3 separate regions of the Mus musculus genome follow, and regions 2 and 3 are each linked to region 1. A link is a loop called in an ENCODE intact Hi-C map of the cell type or tissue named here. Cell type or tissue: heart. All regions are shown on one strand.

Region 1 (5,000 bases):
CCCAGCAAATCTCTTCTTCCCAGCAAGCTTTTCTCCTGCCTCCCTGTCTTTTTCTGGTGTGTGGGCATTTAATTAGGGTTGCCTGTGTGAGCCCAGGGGGAGAGTTTTAAACAAAGGCAACTTACAAGTGGCTACAGCACAAAGCAGTATGAGTCCCCCATCTCCAGCAAGCATTAACTGACGTTAGCACTTCACTAAAGGGACATTGTGAGTTCCTCTCCGCCTAGGATGGGGTCTTGAAGGGTCTAGTCTTAGACAGGTTTTGTTCATCTGAGAAATAAAAGCATGTTTTAAAAGCTAACTTTTTCTTTTTTCTTTTTAAATTCCCATTTTAAAAGGTACTTCTCATGTTGCCCAGGCTGGCTTATGACTCCTGGGCTCCAATAATCCTCCCACTTTAGACTCCAGGTAAGTTGGGATAACAGCTCTGCAACACTGAAATCTGTGGAAACTAAAATTCAGTATGATCTTAGCAAGCAGTAGCGCTGTGTTTGAGCTAAGAAAGATGCATACCTACTTTTTCTGCAGGGCTCTCAAAGCACACCACAGAACTCTCTCTCCTCCGCCACCTGCATTACAGTATGGATGGAAAAATGCAACCACCGTTTGTTCTTTTCCATTTTTGCTGGTCGACACAGACTTCTTCTTTCTCTGTAGATGCCACCTGATAACCCAAAGGCCAATGACCAAATATACACACAAAACTCCGCATATCATCAGTCCAGGAAAGAAGAGTGAATAGAAAAACCTGAGATAAATAAAAGGTGAAAATCAACCTGTTGTCAATTTAAAAAGTCAGCTACAAACTAAGGTTTACTTTTTACACACTTGCTTAATATTAAGTTCTGTAGCTCCTAAGTCTGCTAAAAAAATTATTTAAAAAAAAAGTGCCGGGCGGTGGTGGCACATGCCTTTAATCCCAGCACTTGAGAGGCAGAGGCAGGAGGATTTCTGAGTTTGAGGCCAGCCTGGTCTACAAAGTGAGCTCCAGGACAGTCAGGACTATACAGAGAAACCCTGTCTCGAAAAACAAAAACAAAACAAAACAAAAAAACAAAAAAAATTAATTTTTTTCCCCTTAGTGGTGATGACTGGTGATTCAGGGCCTCAAAGATGTTAGGTAAACACTTGATTCCTAGCCAATACATACCCATATTTAAACCAAATGCTTGGAAGAAAGGTAACTGTAATCCAAAGCTTTGAATTACTTATCAATGACCATTATAATGCAGAAAGTCACTCATGACAATGTACACTGTACAGAGCTGGCAGCATTCCATTTATCGGGAAAAGGCCAAGAATGTGCTAGAACAAACTAGCCTATTCATATTTTTAGCAATCACTACAGACCTTGAAGCAGACAGCTCAGAAAGGAAGATGTAATACAAACTCTGGCAAGAATGCATGTATCCACTGCTCTTCAGAACGCTATTTCGCTAGCTATAAATGTTCAACCTGAACAAAAACACATATGAACTTAGGTAGGCTTTCATAGGGCAGAAACAACTTTTGAAATATGGAACTATTACAATAGTAGTGACCACCGGGTGGTTAACATTCCTGTTTATTTCTACCAACTTTATGTAATTCTTACATAAGAAACGATATGTATCTCAAAGGCAAAACCAATATATTTACAACTTTAAACATCAACCAGGAAAGAAGAAATCAACAGATGGTCAAGTAGCAGAGAGTCAACCAACTGGTTTACGAAGCAGCAGGTAGCCAGTTAAGGAAAACAGCTGATCGGCATGCGAAACAACCGAGGTAAACCGAGGCACGAAGAAAGCGCTTCTACAGACTTTATCTGGACTGCCTCCAAACCCTCCACGCCCTCGTGAGCTCAGGCCACCAGATCCTCACCGCAGCACGGCGTACACGCACCAGCTCCCAGTGTCCGCCGCCATCTTATCCCACCCTCCCCTCTCACAGCCCGGAAGCGCTTGCCTGTTCTTCTATCCTATTGGCTCCTGAGGAAGCGTGTGCCGTTAGCCACGCCCCCCGCTTACACGCCTTCCTGCAGGTTGCCTAATAGCCGCTTCCCACAGGCGGGGCGCACACGGGCCCATCCCACTTGGGCCACGCCGCTGCGGTGGCGGTGGTGGGGCGTGGCTTGTGATGGACAGCCGGCTCTCTCGCCCCTCCCACCCCACTCGCCCCGCCCACTTCGCTCCCCCCCCTCCCGTCTGGAAGCCCCCTTGAGGGCGCCCAGCCCTGCCCCCACCGCGGCGCTGCCAGCCGGTTGGGACCCAATGGGAGGTCCGGGCGGGCGACGAGCTAATCTTCCAGTACAGAGTCCGCTCTTTCAGAGGTGTCGGCGAGTCCCCAGCGGCCGCAGTAGCGGGGCGCGGGGTGGAGAGGGGGCTGCGCTGGAGCGGGCGTCCTGAGACTGTGGTCCTCGCTGCACCCTATCTGCAGCGCACCGCGGACCTCGCTGTCCGTAGTCCGCAGCGCCGGGGCTGGGAGATCTGAGCCCTGTGTTCCCCAGGAACCACGGATGCGCTTCTTCGCGCCTCCTCTCCCTGGCTTGTAAAGTCGCCCTTCCCTCCCCCCAACCAGGTGACCTTTGGGCTCGGGGATGGATCCCAGGAAGAACTTGGCGTCTGTGGGGACGATGCCTGAACAGGAGAGACAGGTCACAGCCAAAGAGGCCAGTCGGAAAGTAAGTTTCCTTTGCCTGACCGCAGCGTGTACGCACCTGCTCAAAGCGCTTTTCTCCTCGGTTCCTCCAGGGCTCGTGACTGTGGACACGTACCCCTGAGAACCCGGGAGGAAAACCCTCTAGATCAAGGGTGCCACTAGCCCTCTGGTGTACAACGATTTCGAGCCCAGAACTTTCCCCGGTCCTTATTAAAGAGCTCTTGAGCGTGGGCTTGCTGTATAAAAACTCTAGTTGCTCCTGGGAGTGCTAATACCTCGCTAATGCCTGGCTAATGCTCCTCAAAAGGTCTACATCCAAGTCCTGTACCTTGAAGGCATTCATTTAATAATACAGGGGGTTAATTAATGCAGCCTCTTAGAGATGCAAACAGCGTAGAATATTTAACATGAAAAGCAGGTCTGTTTTTCTTTTCTTCATGTGCGTTTTCAATCAACAAATACTTACTGAAACTTGTATAGGTCGCAGGCATATGATGAATTCTTGAAGATTTGTGCATTGTTTTAAAATATTTTGTCTAGCTTAATTGAAATCACGTTTTATGTTCTCGGAACTTTTTTTTTCCAATTAGTTATACTTTGTAGATTGTTTCCCAGAGTGTCATAGGTGTTCCCCATAGTCTGTTGGTGGTTCCCTCTTGGGTGGTCATGGCGATTGCTTCCTTTCTTTCCCAGTTGACGTGATCTTTGCACTTGAATTGTTGTGTGTGTGTGTGTGTGTGTGTGTGTGTGTGATGGAGGTTAGGGGCATCTTGCTGGACTTAGTGCTGCTTTTCCCACCATGTGTGTCAGTGTGTCGGGTCGTCGGGTTTAAAAGCTAGTGCCTTTACCCACTGAGCCATCTTGCCCTACTTGTACTTGAGTCTTTTTTTTTTTTAAAGCATTTATTTATTTGTTTTATGTGTATATGGGGAAGAATGGAGGGGGAGAGAATCTAGGCGTGAGAGGTCAGCAGAAGACGTCCAGGAGTTGGTTTTCCCTCCTTTCAGCAAACAGGTCCTAGGGCTTCAAGATTGTGTGCATCCACTCATCGAGCCATTCAACTGGCCTTACACTTGGTTATTGACATCGAATTTAATACTGGGCGTATTTCTTTAGGTCTGGATTGCTGGATTGGAGCTTGCTCCTTTTGTTCAGGTCTCTGAAACTAATTAATCCAGCAGTTTTATCCAGCGTCCCTTGTTAGTGAAATTCATGTAGACTCTGGTGTGTAGGAATGAGAGGGGTGTAGGTTAATGGACAGGCAGGGAGAGAGGTGGCTGAGTAGGTGTGAAGACAGCCCACACCGGGTAGGGGTGGCCAGAGCAGAGAAGGAGATGCCCCCTATCTTTGTCAGTGTCCCCCTGAAAGAGTAAAGTCTTTATCTAATCAGGTGAAATTGAAGACCTGCTCCTCTGTGGAAGCAGTCGGTTAACTGCTCTGTCTCTTGTTGGCCTCACCCGCTTCTGAATTACACTGATAATGGCTTTAGGCGAAGTCACTGAACTTATTATATGCGTGACACTGTATTAGTTTTTACTCCCATGTGTTTACTCGTTCGATTCTTAGGACCCGTGCCACTTTGTCTTTATTCAGTTTTTTTGCGGTGCTGAAAGGCAAACCCATGGTTCTGTGCTCTGACATAGATTTTTGCCTTAACTCTGTGCTCAGGACCAACACAGGGCCTCTAGCATTCTGCTAGTGACTGCATTTCCAGACCTCACCTGCCTGTTACCATTCTATTGCCACTTTGTCCTTGCTGTGGTTCAGCACGTGCTTTTTTGGATATTGTTTCAGAAATGCTAAGGTCCCAGGACCTTTATATGCAGCTATGACTTAAGACCTTTCCTTTAGGGAAGTTTACTTTCCTATAGAATGGCTTAGGGGTGCGATTTACCAGCAGGGGTAGGTGTTGGGGGCACAAAGGTTTTTTACTCACAGAGAAGCACTAAGAGAACCAGAAATGTTAATCAAGCTGGGGTGTCTCCTCAAGTGGGGAGGGGTGTAAAAATCAAATACCTTCATTCCATCCAGAAAGCTGAGGGTAGATTTTGTTAATGACCTGGTGATCTATTTTCTATCTGTGGAGGCAGACTCACCTACCTTTTGCTATAGGGGCACACCTCACCCAAATTCCCCAGAATACTTATCCCAGACTCTTCCCTCCCTAGACTGTCACCCACCTTTAGGGGAGATGTCAGGAGTACTTTATGGCCTGCTGATCTCTACCATCCTATGAAACCACACTACATTCTAGGCCTTTTAGCTAAAGAACCTACCTACCTCCTTTGCGGTCACATGTAGTTTGCAAAGGAATTTCTATGTAGTCACACTTCAAGCTTTACTGTGCACCTAGATTGAAA
Region 2 (5,000 bases), 340 kb before region 1:
GTGTTCTTTGCCTGTGACATGCTGTTTTCAAGAGGACAGAGAGGTAGGTCAGCAGTTAAGAGCACTCACTTGTCTTAGAGTTTCTATTCCTGCACAAACATCATGACCAAGAAGCAAGTTGGGGAGGAAAGGGTTTATTTAGCTTACATTTCCACATTGCTGTTCATCACCAAAGGAAGTCAGGACTGGAACTCAAGCAGGTCAGGAAGCAGGAGCTGATGCAGAGGCCATGGAGGGATGTTACTTACTGGCTTGCTTCCCCTGGCTTGCTCAGCCTGCTTTCTTATAGAACCCAGGACTACCAGCCCAGGGACACCCACAAGGGGCCCTCTCACCTTGATCACTAATTGAGAAAATGCCTTGCAGCTGGATCTCATGGAGGCACTTCCCCAACTAAACTCCTTTCTCTGTGGTAACACCAGCCTGGATCAAGTTGACACACAAAACCAGCCAGTACAATTGACACTCCCCCCTCAACTTGACACACAAACACATCACTATAAAGGAAGCACACAAGGAAGACGGCTCACCACTGGTACCTCTTGTTGTTCAAGGGACAACTTTGCCTTGCAGCCTCCACAGGTGCCAGCATGCATGTTTTCATACATACACATCAATTTCAGAATTAAAGGAATCTTTAAAAACGTGAAAAGGCTCATAGGGAGGCTGAAGCGGAGTGGGAAGCTGGTGGTGTAGGGGTCACATGACCCTGAGACTCTTCCAATTGAATAGGGCTAGAGTTAAAGATAGTTTTATCACTCCTGTGAACCACAGTTTTCTTAAGTATTCCCTGCTCCTTTTGATTTTATGATTCTTTTTTAAAGATTTATTTTATTTATGTGTAGTGTGTGTGTGTGTGTGTGTGTGTGTGTGTGTGTACCCCTGAAGGAACCTGCAGATGCTTACAGAAGCCAGACGGGGGAGCTGGATACACACCAGCGCTGGACTTGGGCGCTACCAGATGTGGGCTAAGAACTGAATTTTAGTTTCGTTCTGTTGCAGCAATGAAACACTGTTGCCTAAACTGCAGCTTGGAAAAGGTTTATTTGGCATTCTCTTCCAGATTGACGGAAGGCAGGAAGTCAAGGCAGAAGCCATGTAGGAATACAGATTACCGACTCACTTTCTTGGTTGATCTCTGGACGATGCTTTTTTCCCCCCTCCAATCCAGGACTTCCTGCCAGAGGAATGACACCACCCATAGTGGGCTGGGCTCTCCAGCATCAATTACTGATCAAGACATTGCTGCTACGGACCTTTCCATCCTCAGACTGACTGGATTTAGGCAATCCCTCTACTGATTCTAGGCTGAGTCAAGTTGATAAGTATCAAAGGTTCTTTACCTCTGCGCCCTCACTCCAGCGTCACTTTGAGCTTCTAATTAAAGCCTCAGGAATATATCGCTGGGAACTATAAAACCTGCAGCGGCAGCTTATATTGTTGTCTTTTCCATAATGTTCCTGGGAATGGATTTCCTTAGGGGAGAAAGAATGAAACCTAAAGCGACACAAAATAGACAATCAGACAAGCAACTAAAACCTAGGGATGTAGCTCTGTTGGCAGAGCGCTTGCCTAGCATGCAGGAAGCCCCACGTTTCATCCCAGCCACCTCACAAATCCAAGCCTGGTGGAACAAACCTGAAATTCCTTCTCTTGGAAGGGGGAGGTAGGAAGATCAGGAAGTTCCTGACCACCCTCAGCCATATAGCAAGTTAAGCCTGGGCTATGCGAGACCCTGTCTGTAGACAAATAAACAGATGATTTAAAAAGCTGCCCATAAGGGAACTTATAGTTCACCACTACCATTCTAGTACTTTCCATTTACTGTTAAAGCCACAGCCTCCTGGGGCTGGATAACGCTGGGAGACCTCAAGGTGAGTCCTCCCGGAGGCTGCCAGCTCGGCAGTCAGCGAGGAGAGCAGATTTCCGTTTCCTTGGCCAGCCTTCGGGAGGGAGGGGCGGAGGGGGCCTCGCGTGGGGGAGGGCCGGTAGGGCGGGACTTCGAGAGGGCGGGCCCTCAGGAGGGCGTGGCCTCCGGAGGGAGGGCTGGTGGAGGGGGTCTCAGGAGGGAGGGCCCGAGGGCCGGACCCACAGGGCGACCTTAAAAATTGCCCGGGGGCCCGCGGCCGCCAGCGGAGCGCGCGGGCGGCAGAGGGCGAGCCGGACACAGCCAGGCGCGGCGGTGAGGCTGCGGGAGCGGGCGGGAGCGAGCGAGTGGGCGACCGGCCCGGCTGGGGAACGCGGCTGACAGTCCCCGCCCTGCCGCACACGTGCCGCGGCTCCGGGCGCGCGCACCGGGCTCGCTGCGGGGTCCCGGGAGACGCGGAGGTTCGGGCGGGCGGGCGCGGTGGCCAGTGTGCGCGCGCTGCGCGGAGCAGAGCAGAATCCGGGTCAGGCCGGGTGAAGCGCTCCGCAGCTGCGGCAGTAGTTGGCACCCCGGTTGTCCCGGGCTGGGCCCGAGGGGTTCGATTGATGGTGGTGGCAGGCAGGCGGCCTTCTGCAGCCCAGCTGCAGCTCCAGCTGCAGCTCCAGACGGGTCCCTCCTTAGCGAAAGGCAGCCTCACCTGCGCTGAGCACCCGGGAAGTTCTTTCTGGCACCCTAGGAACCAGTGGTTGTGTCGGCGGCGTTGTTTCTGGGACTGCTGGGTAGTTTGAAGGAAGAGGGTGAGACGCTCAAAGGATTCGGGGTTTCTACTCCAAATGGTACAGCAGGCTCCTAAATTAGTTTAAATCCGCGCAGACCGGTCTGGTTTTTGCAGGTCCTGCATATCCCCCAAGCCACAGGTGATACTCAGGTCCTTGTGCATTCTTTCTGGGTTCATCTGTTAGTAGCGTTTCTGTCTTCTATAATTTGACAGATACCCCTGAGAAGGGGGCTAAGTGTTAAGAGTACTTTCCTGGTATGCAGGAAGTTAGGTTTAATTCCCAGCACGGGAAAGCACTTAAAAAAATATATCTTTTTAAAATTGTAATTAACATCATTTCCTCCCTTCCCTTTTCTACGCCTAACCCCTTCGGTGTAACCATATCCCCTACCCCCTTTCAAATTCATGGCCTCTTTTTCTCAGGACATATAATGCTACTTGTCTCTATATGGTGGATAACCAACTGGGGACTGTACTCTGGGGAAGACTATGCCCCCATTCCCAGCTTTCCTTACTCGTTTGTAGTTCTTTGTCAAGGGTTGAGACCCCCTCCCCCGAGATTTCCTTATCCATGTTAGTGTGTCTATTGCTTTCATCCTCATGTAGGTCTTGTCCCCAAGTTGATGCGACTTCATGGCCTTTCTAACATTTCTAGGAGACTCAAGTTCACAGCAAACTTACTGTCCCTTTGGCTCTTGGAGGGGGGGGGGGGATTAAAGGTTAATTCTGCACATATTATTTCTCTAGGACTTGAAATGTTTTCATTTGGTGTATGTGAAAGGGTTGGATTTATAGTGACTGCCTAATTAGATACACTTTTCTATGCCTCCAAAGTTAGTAAAGAATAGTTCCTGAGGAAACAAATGAACACATTGAAGCTCCTCTGAGACCACTGTGGATACTCCCCACCACCTGGTTGGTCTTTTACTTTCCCTGCAAAAATGTAGGCACAGGTGTTTCTGTAATCACCAGGTTGCTAGTTTTAAAAGAAAGAAAGGTTCTTGGAATAAGGTCATTGACTTTTTTTTTTTTTAAATTCTGCCCTTATTTTCTGGACTTTTTGGATGGCTTTGGTATTTGAAAGAGTCCTGGCCTAATGCACCAGCCCCTTCATTGTGATGAGGAGTAAAATTGTTCTCTGTTACGTGTAAATTAATTCTGTATTTTGAGAGCATACAGAATAGTTTTGGATGATTGGTAACTTGGATCTTGTATGTTGAGTCATTCTCCTTTCTAGTTAATGTTAAATTCATTTCTCAGAAAGGTTTCTTTCTTTCTTTCTTTCTTTCTTTCTTTTTTTTTTTTTTGTCTAAAGGTAGAAGGAAACTTTGTTTCCCCAAAGCCTTTAAAAAAAACCCAAACATTTCAAGTCTTGCTGTAAAGAGAACAGCAGCAGTTTGACTCTTTGGGATATACCCCTGGGATTCTCATCAAGCAAAGTTGGAACCCAGAAGTCCAGATGTTGCACCAAAGTGTGGCTGGCTCACATGACCTGCCTTCCTTGGATTTACGCTCCGAGACTCTCTAGTCCCGCTTGAGGCCCGTTGAGTCAGAATCTGACTACACAGCAGTGTAGCAAATCTCCACATTTACTGCTGAGATGTGGCGGAGTGGAGGTGACAAGAACAGGGCCAGGGCCCTCTTGTGGGCCTCATGGCATTTATGGCCATCTGTATATGGTAATTTTACAACCCACCTTGTCTAGATGAAGACCTCCGGCTTAGGAGCTATGTGACTCAGTGGAGCTCCTAGGCTCTGATGCTGAGCAGCACAGGCTGCTGATGGTACTTAAGACTGAGCTTGGTAGACTGAACTTTCACCACAGGCCTCTGAAACTGTCTGCTGTGGTCTGGGCCAGTTGTGATTAATACCTGTCCCCGTATTAATTTGTGTAAATGAGGGAGGCCATAGCACTATGCTGTGTGATATTCTTTTATCCAGTATGATCTCTTGGATCAACAGATCACGTGGGGTCAGGGGACTACCATCCCTCACTCTGTCCTTATTTGGTGTTTGTTGCTGTGTTGATACATCAGGACTCCTTAGGAACCTACAGTCCCACTCCTGGAAGTTAAGTTCAGTAATGTAGCAGGCTTATAGAATGGGGGACTGAAGAGGCTGGCCTAACTGAACTTTTGCTTCTTTCCAGGGATATGTGGTACATTCCCTTCCCTCCAGAGAATCGCCTTCCACAGAAACCAGTAACGCCATGAAATCCAATCCAGCCATCCAAGCTGCCATCGACCTCACAGCAGGGGCTGCAGGTAAGGGGGTGGGGTGTTGAGGGGATATTCTTCTTCCTGTATCCCTGAAGTAGTTCCTCAGAGTGGCTTAGAAATACACTCTTTGTTACCC
Region 3 (5,000 bases), 320 kb before region 1:
GCTTCCCTGAGGAGGGCCGAGTGAGTTCTGATCTATGAGGATTGTAGCCTGTCACTGGGAATGGTTTGATTGCAATGTAGGTTTCCCTCCCCCTAAGCCAATGGAGGCGGGAATATCCAGGGCACAGGTCATTGGCTGAAAGCTAAGATAGTGAGCTGCCTCATTATCATGGGGAGGCACCCCAGGGATCTCAGGTGGGTAATGTGGGGACTGGCATCCCACAGAAAAGAGGAAGCCCTGCTCACAAAGGGAGTCTACCTTTTTGTACCAAGCTTGGGGCTGTCTGGTAGCGGCAGTGTTTGACCTTAGCAGCAGGATTTCCCGACAGCTGGTTATTTCCTTAACATCTATGCCGATATTGCCCCTGTCTGTCTGTCTGGTAGGTGTCTCACTGTGGTAGGTCTCAGGGTTTGTAGCTGGGAGATTTCGATGACTGAGTTTCTCCTTTAGTAGTTTGCAAAGTATCGTTTAGTACCACGAATGCCAATCAAGAGAGCTGAAGCTGCTGCTGAGGCACCAGCTTGACTTCTTTGTTTGATGACATACTAAGTGTCATCTTCAGCAACCATCAGGTTCTGGATCGTAATCGATAGCATTGGCAATGGCTTGTCACGTTTAGGTGTTTACATGGGTAGGCCCCACCTCTTAAAGGATCCATCACCTCAACCAGCAGACACCAGGGACCAAGCTTCCACCATAGAAACTGTTGGGTAGCATATGCAAGCCATGCCAAATCCTATCCGAGGTCATAACTGAACTGGGAAATCTTTGTGATCACAAAAAACGTAGACTTTTTATCTGTGGTGGTTATTGACATATCTGGTTATTCCAGGCTGGATTTAGGCCCAAAGGAATATTGCCACAGATAAACAGAGGTGTGCATAGAATATATTTGGGGTGGTAGGGCTGTAGGTGCTTTCCTTCTCTCTCCTATGGTCCCTCCTCATTGTTTTCTTTATGTGACTTAGCTTGGGCTACTAAACAAAACACCATCCATTAGGAAGCTTAAACAAACAAAGTTCTGAAGGCTGCAAAGTCAAAGCCAGCAGGCTCAATTCCTACTGTCATGCCCTCAGTCGTGGCTTGTCACTGTATCCCCACTTGGCAGAGAGAACAAGATTCTAGGCTACTGAACTCAAGATGAAGGCCTCATCCTCGGGAACTCAGCTGTTCCTAACTGCCTCTTAAGAACCCATGCTTGCCGGGTGGTGGTGGTGGCACACCCTTTCAATCCCAGCACTCAGGAGACACAAGCAGTGTGGGTCTGTGTAAATTGGAGGACAGCCTGGTTTACAAAGTTCTAGGACAGCCAAGGCTAGACCAAGAAATCCTGTCACATATTCCTCCCATCCCCTACAAGCAACCTTGCTTTAAATACTATCACACTCTAGTACTCAGTATAGGAATTGGGGGTGGGACATAAGCACAAATGTGGCAGTCAGGCAGATCTGGGTTTGATGCCTGACATACAGCTTTGTAGACATGTGACCTCTAAGTGCCATTCCTCATATGGAACCGGGATACTGCTGTCTGCCTCAGGGTCTTGGGATTCCTAGACGGGATAGCATACCTAGATTCCCTTCTCACATCCCCGTGGTGTCTCCGGTATGCTGAGAGCCGAAGGGGCGGGTAAGCCGATGGTGAGCCTTCTCTGTCTTTTCAGTGACCTTCAGAATGCAGCTGCTGGTTCCTTTGCCTCCGCCTTTGCCGCGCTGGTTCTCTGCCCCACGGAGCTTGTGAAATGCCGGCTGCAGACCATGTATGAAATGGAGACATCAGGAAAGATAGCGGCCAGTCAGAAGTAAGTGCTGTCCATTCATAGATGTTAAGTCCTTCATCTCCGGGTACCGTGTTTTTTTATCTTATATTGTTAAAAGTAAGTAAGTGTAGAAACAGCTTTCTCTATTCTAAAATACGGCGGCAGGGGACACTTTTATGAAAAGACTGTTTGTGTGTGGACTCCCCCTGGAGGGCGTCTTAGGCAGTTATATAATAGTGCAGAAATGCAGACAGCAAGGAGCTGAATTACCCACTTTGTCCTCCCCTCCTGAGTGTATAAGGCATGGCTTTATTTGGGAGACAGCTTTGAACTGGATCTGAGAGAAAAGGTAAGTGTGGCTGTAGATTCTGAGGTGAGTGTTTGATGCCCTTCCTCTAATTCCACATGAATATTCGCCACAATCTGGTGCCAATCTTACCCTTGCCAAACCTTCACGTGTGTTTGCTAAGGGTTCAGGTTCTGAAAGTATTCATCAACACCTTGTGAGTAGATCTGGTGTCTGTGCTCAGAGCACTGCTCAGCATAGACTCGAAAGCACCTGCCCATTACCATGAGGATATATATGCCACACGACGTCTCTAGAATAGAAAAACTATCACTGGTGTTAATCACAAATCTTGCCTATTTATTTTGACGTATCGGGTTGAAGATTGGGTGAAGGGTGTCGCTGCTGCCCCAGGTCTGTACATCTTCTGTGAAGTGGTCCACAAATTGACCACTGTCACTGGTTCCCTCTGTGCTAGTCACAGGCGGAGAGTCTCCCTGCAATGTTTTAAAGAGCCATTTCTGAGCTAGAACCTCCTCCCTATGGGGCTGTGAATACATTCAGCTCACAGTCTAACGGATGCAACTCTGTAGCCAATGCCTAGAGTAAGAAGTAGAACTTTAACACCTCCCCCCACCCCAGGCCTGGATGCAGGCTCACTGGCAGCTGTATTGAGCTGGATTCACTTAGTATGCTTACACTGAGGTGGGGGCACGGTTGCAGGGGCATGGCTGTGGCTGCCGTACAGAGCTCTCCGAAGGGGGTGGTCCTTATTGCCTTTGCCATTCCAGGACATGAGGCTTCATCTCTCCTGCTACCCAAGAACAGAGGGAGTGCTCATATGGAGCATGCGGCTTTCTGCTTGCTCTCCATGTGGGTACAACGTACTACACAGCACACTGTGGTGATGTGGACTCAGGCTGCCTGGTACTGAAGCTGCTCCAGGAGCAGGGCTTCTCTGTAAAAGGGAGTTTCTCGGCAGTCACCCCTTCCCCCTCCTGCTTGAGAGACTCAGTTCTGGGTATTCCTGGGATCCCAAGGGCTATGACTTGACCCTGAAAGTTTCTTGTCTTGCCTTCAAGTAACTCACTCACTCTCTCTTTCTCTCTCTCCCTGTGTAGGTAGGTAGGTAGGTAAATAGATCGATCGATCGATCAATCGATAGATAGTGTGATGGTCACTGTTGAGTGTCAACTTGACAGAATCTAGAATCACCGAGGAGGTAAGGACACATCTGTGAGGGATTATCTTTATTTAACCCGAGGTAGGAAGACTCACCTAAAGAGTAGGTGGTACCCTTACTTGCACCTGTGTCCTAGACTGCATAAAAGGACAGAGTCCACTTTGCACCACCAGTGGTCACTGACCCTGGCTTTCTGACTGCAGACAATGTGTGACCAACTGCTCCATATTCCTGCTGCCCTCACTGTGGACTGTATCCCTCTGAACTGTGAGCCAGAATTTAAGCCCTTTCTCCCTTAAGTTTGCATCTTGTCAGATATTTTGTAACAAGTAACTAGTACACTTTAGGTTAGGAGATCAGCCTCCCGGGCATTAGGAAGATACTGGGCAAATATTGCATGGTTTATCTACTGCCAGACTTGAATGGCTCTTTATTTTAATTCCTTATTACTTACATCTCAGTCAATGTGACTGAAGAGAAATGTATACCGGGTTACCAGGCTGGATTAGGCCTGAGTAAGTGAGCAGCTGGTTTGTTGAACAAAAGTACCAAGAAGTCTAACAGGTGTCCTTTGAAGAAAAGGCGGGTCTCAGGAAAGCCACCCACACGGCTACGGCAAAGTTGGCTGCATGAGTCATCCTGGATACAAAAATCTCATCGCATGCACACACATTCTCCCGCCTGCTCTGAGCGTGCCTCCTGCTTTGTCTTCATCGCATGCACACACATTCTCCCGCCTGCTCTGAGCGTGCCTCCTGCTTTGTCTCCCCAGTACAGTTTGGTCAGTTGTGAAGGAGATCTTTAGGAAGGACGGCCCCTTGGGCTTCTACCATGGGCTCTCAAGCACTTTACTTCGAGAAGTACCAGGCTACTTCTTCTTCTTTGGTGGCTATGAACTGAGCAGGTCATTCTTCGCATCAGGGAGATCAAAAGACGAACTAGGTAAGTGTATTCACGTTGACGACATAGGGTTCAGTGGTCTCTGCCTCCTGGGGTTGCTCGCTTCCGTAGGTGGTGCTCACTCCTTTTTGGGGAGTTTCTGGGTGCCCCAGAGTGAACTGGGGAGTTTCTGGGTGCCCCATAGTGAACTGGTGGCAGGTGTTGGCTCCCACCATCTCCTGAGGGAGACTTCTGAAGATGAACCCTGAAGCCTTGTGTCCCAAACCTCTTCTCTGGCATTAACACTGTTACTGTGGTCCCTCCCCCTTCTGGGTGGTAGTAACCTCTCGGGGTCCATTTTAGAGGAAGAAATAAAGAGAGATTATTTTCCCGATGGAGAAATCAGCTATCAATAATCTCACTGTTTTAAAAACTTGATTTGAAAGATTGGCTTAATCTTTAAATGAGGTCATTGCAGTTACATCTCAGTAAGATTATCTACCGAGTTCTATTCCTGACGTCATGTCACAAACAAGTTCCCTTCTCAGACTTCTTTTAAAATTCACCATCCATTAAATAAATACTTACCGAGAGATCTCAGTGTTCCTTACGCTCAGGCATTTAACTGACAGGATTTCCCAAGATGCTGTGGTGGGCTATCCTGCGTATGCAAGGTGTTCAGTGGCATTCCTGGCCATTTCTCCACTACATGTGGCAACCCCTCTCCAGAGAGAAATCAAAACAAGCAAACAACGTAGCTTCAGAAATTGTCAGTGTTCCCTGGGGAGACACAACTAGCCTTACCCGAGGAAAAAAAGGACATTCAAGACTAAACAGAAAAACAACTCCCAAAACGACAAGAGGAGGAGGCATCTAGCATTTATGAGACTAGT

Evidence for each region. A loop is a pair of places that touch in the nucleus more often than their neighbours do. Peaks named below come from ENCODE experiments on the same cell type or tissue, not always from the same donor. Only the 100,000 strongest peaks of a DNase experiment are listed, where the experiment ranks them.
Region 2: it touches region 1 in a loop (4-fold over the local background); 8 of 42 quality-filtered maps call a loop at or near these places.
Region 3: it touches region 1 in a loop (2.6-fold over the local background); 9 of 42 quality-filtered maps call a loop at or near these places.

What each region holds. Positions count from the first base shown.
Region 1 is chr8:22,057,634-22,062,633 of GRCm38, reverse strand. Atp7b (ATPase, Cu++ transporting, beta polypeptide) reads left to right here and starts at 2,560. Exons shown (of 21, transcript NM_007511.2): 1 at 2,560-2,662. The coding sequence starts at 2,579. Alg11 (asparagine-linked glycosylation 11 (alpha-1,2-mannosyltransferase)) reads right to left here and starts at 1,913. Exons shown (of 4, transcript NM_001243161.1): 1 at 1,864-1,913; 2 at 518-748. The coding sequence starts at 1,907. In heart, CTCF peaks have their summits at 2,039 and 2,242; a DNase peak (open chromatin) is centred at 1,993; H3K4me3 peaks cover 2,463 bases; H3K27ac peaks cover 1,553 bases; H3K27me3 peaks cover 1,065 bases.
Region 2 is chr8:22,395,622-22,400,621 of GRCm38, reverse strand. It overlaps Slc25a15 (solute carrier family 25 (mitochondrial carrier ornithine transporter), member 15), which reads left to right and starts at 2,001. Exons shown (of 7, transcript NM_181325.4): 1 at 2,001-2,182; 2 at 4,795-4,909. The coding sequence starts at 4,855. It overlaps 1810012K16Rik (RIKEN cDNA 1810012K16 gene), which reads right to left and starts at 1,901. Exons shown (of 3, transcript NR_045473.1): 1 at 1,639-1,901; 2 at 1,344-1,475; 3 at 1,031-1,177. In heart, no CTCF peak of the experiment used is centred here; a DNase peak (open chromatin) is centred at 2,011; H3K4me3 peaks cover 2,209 bases; H3K27ac peaks cover 1,650 bases.
Region 3 is chr8:22,380,008-22,385,007 of GRCm38, reverse strand. It overlaps Slc25a15 (solute carrier family 25 (mitochondrial carrier ornithine transporter), member 15), which reads left to right. Exons shown (of 7, transcript NM_181325.4): 4 at 1,664-1,801; 5 at 4,001-4,170. Among named protein-coding and RNA genes, the nearest start is that of Slc25a15, 16 kb to the left of the region's middle. In heart, a CTCF peak has its summit at 1,968 (motif pointing left); no DNase peak of the experiment used is centred here.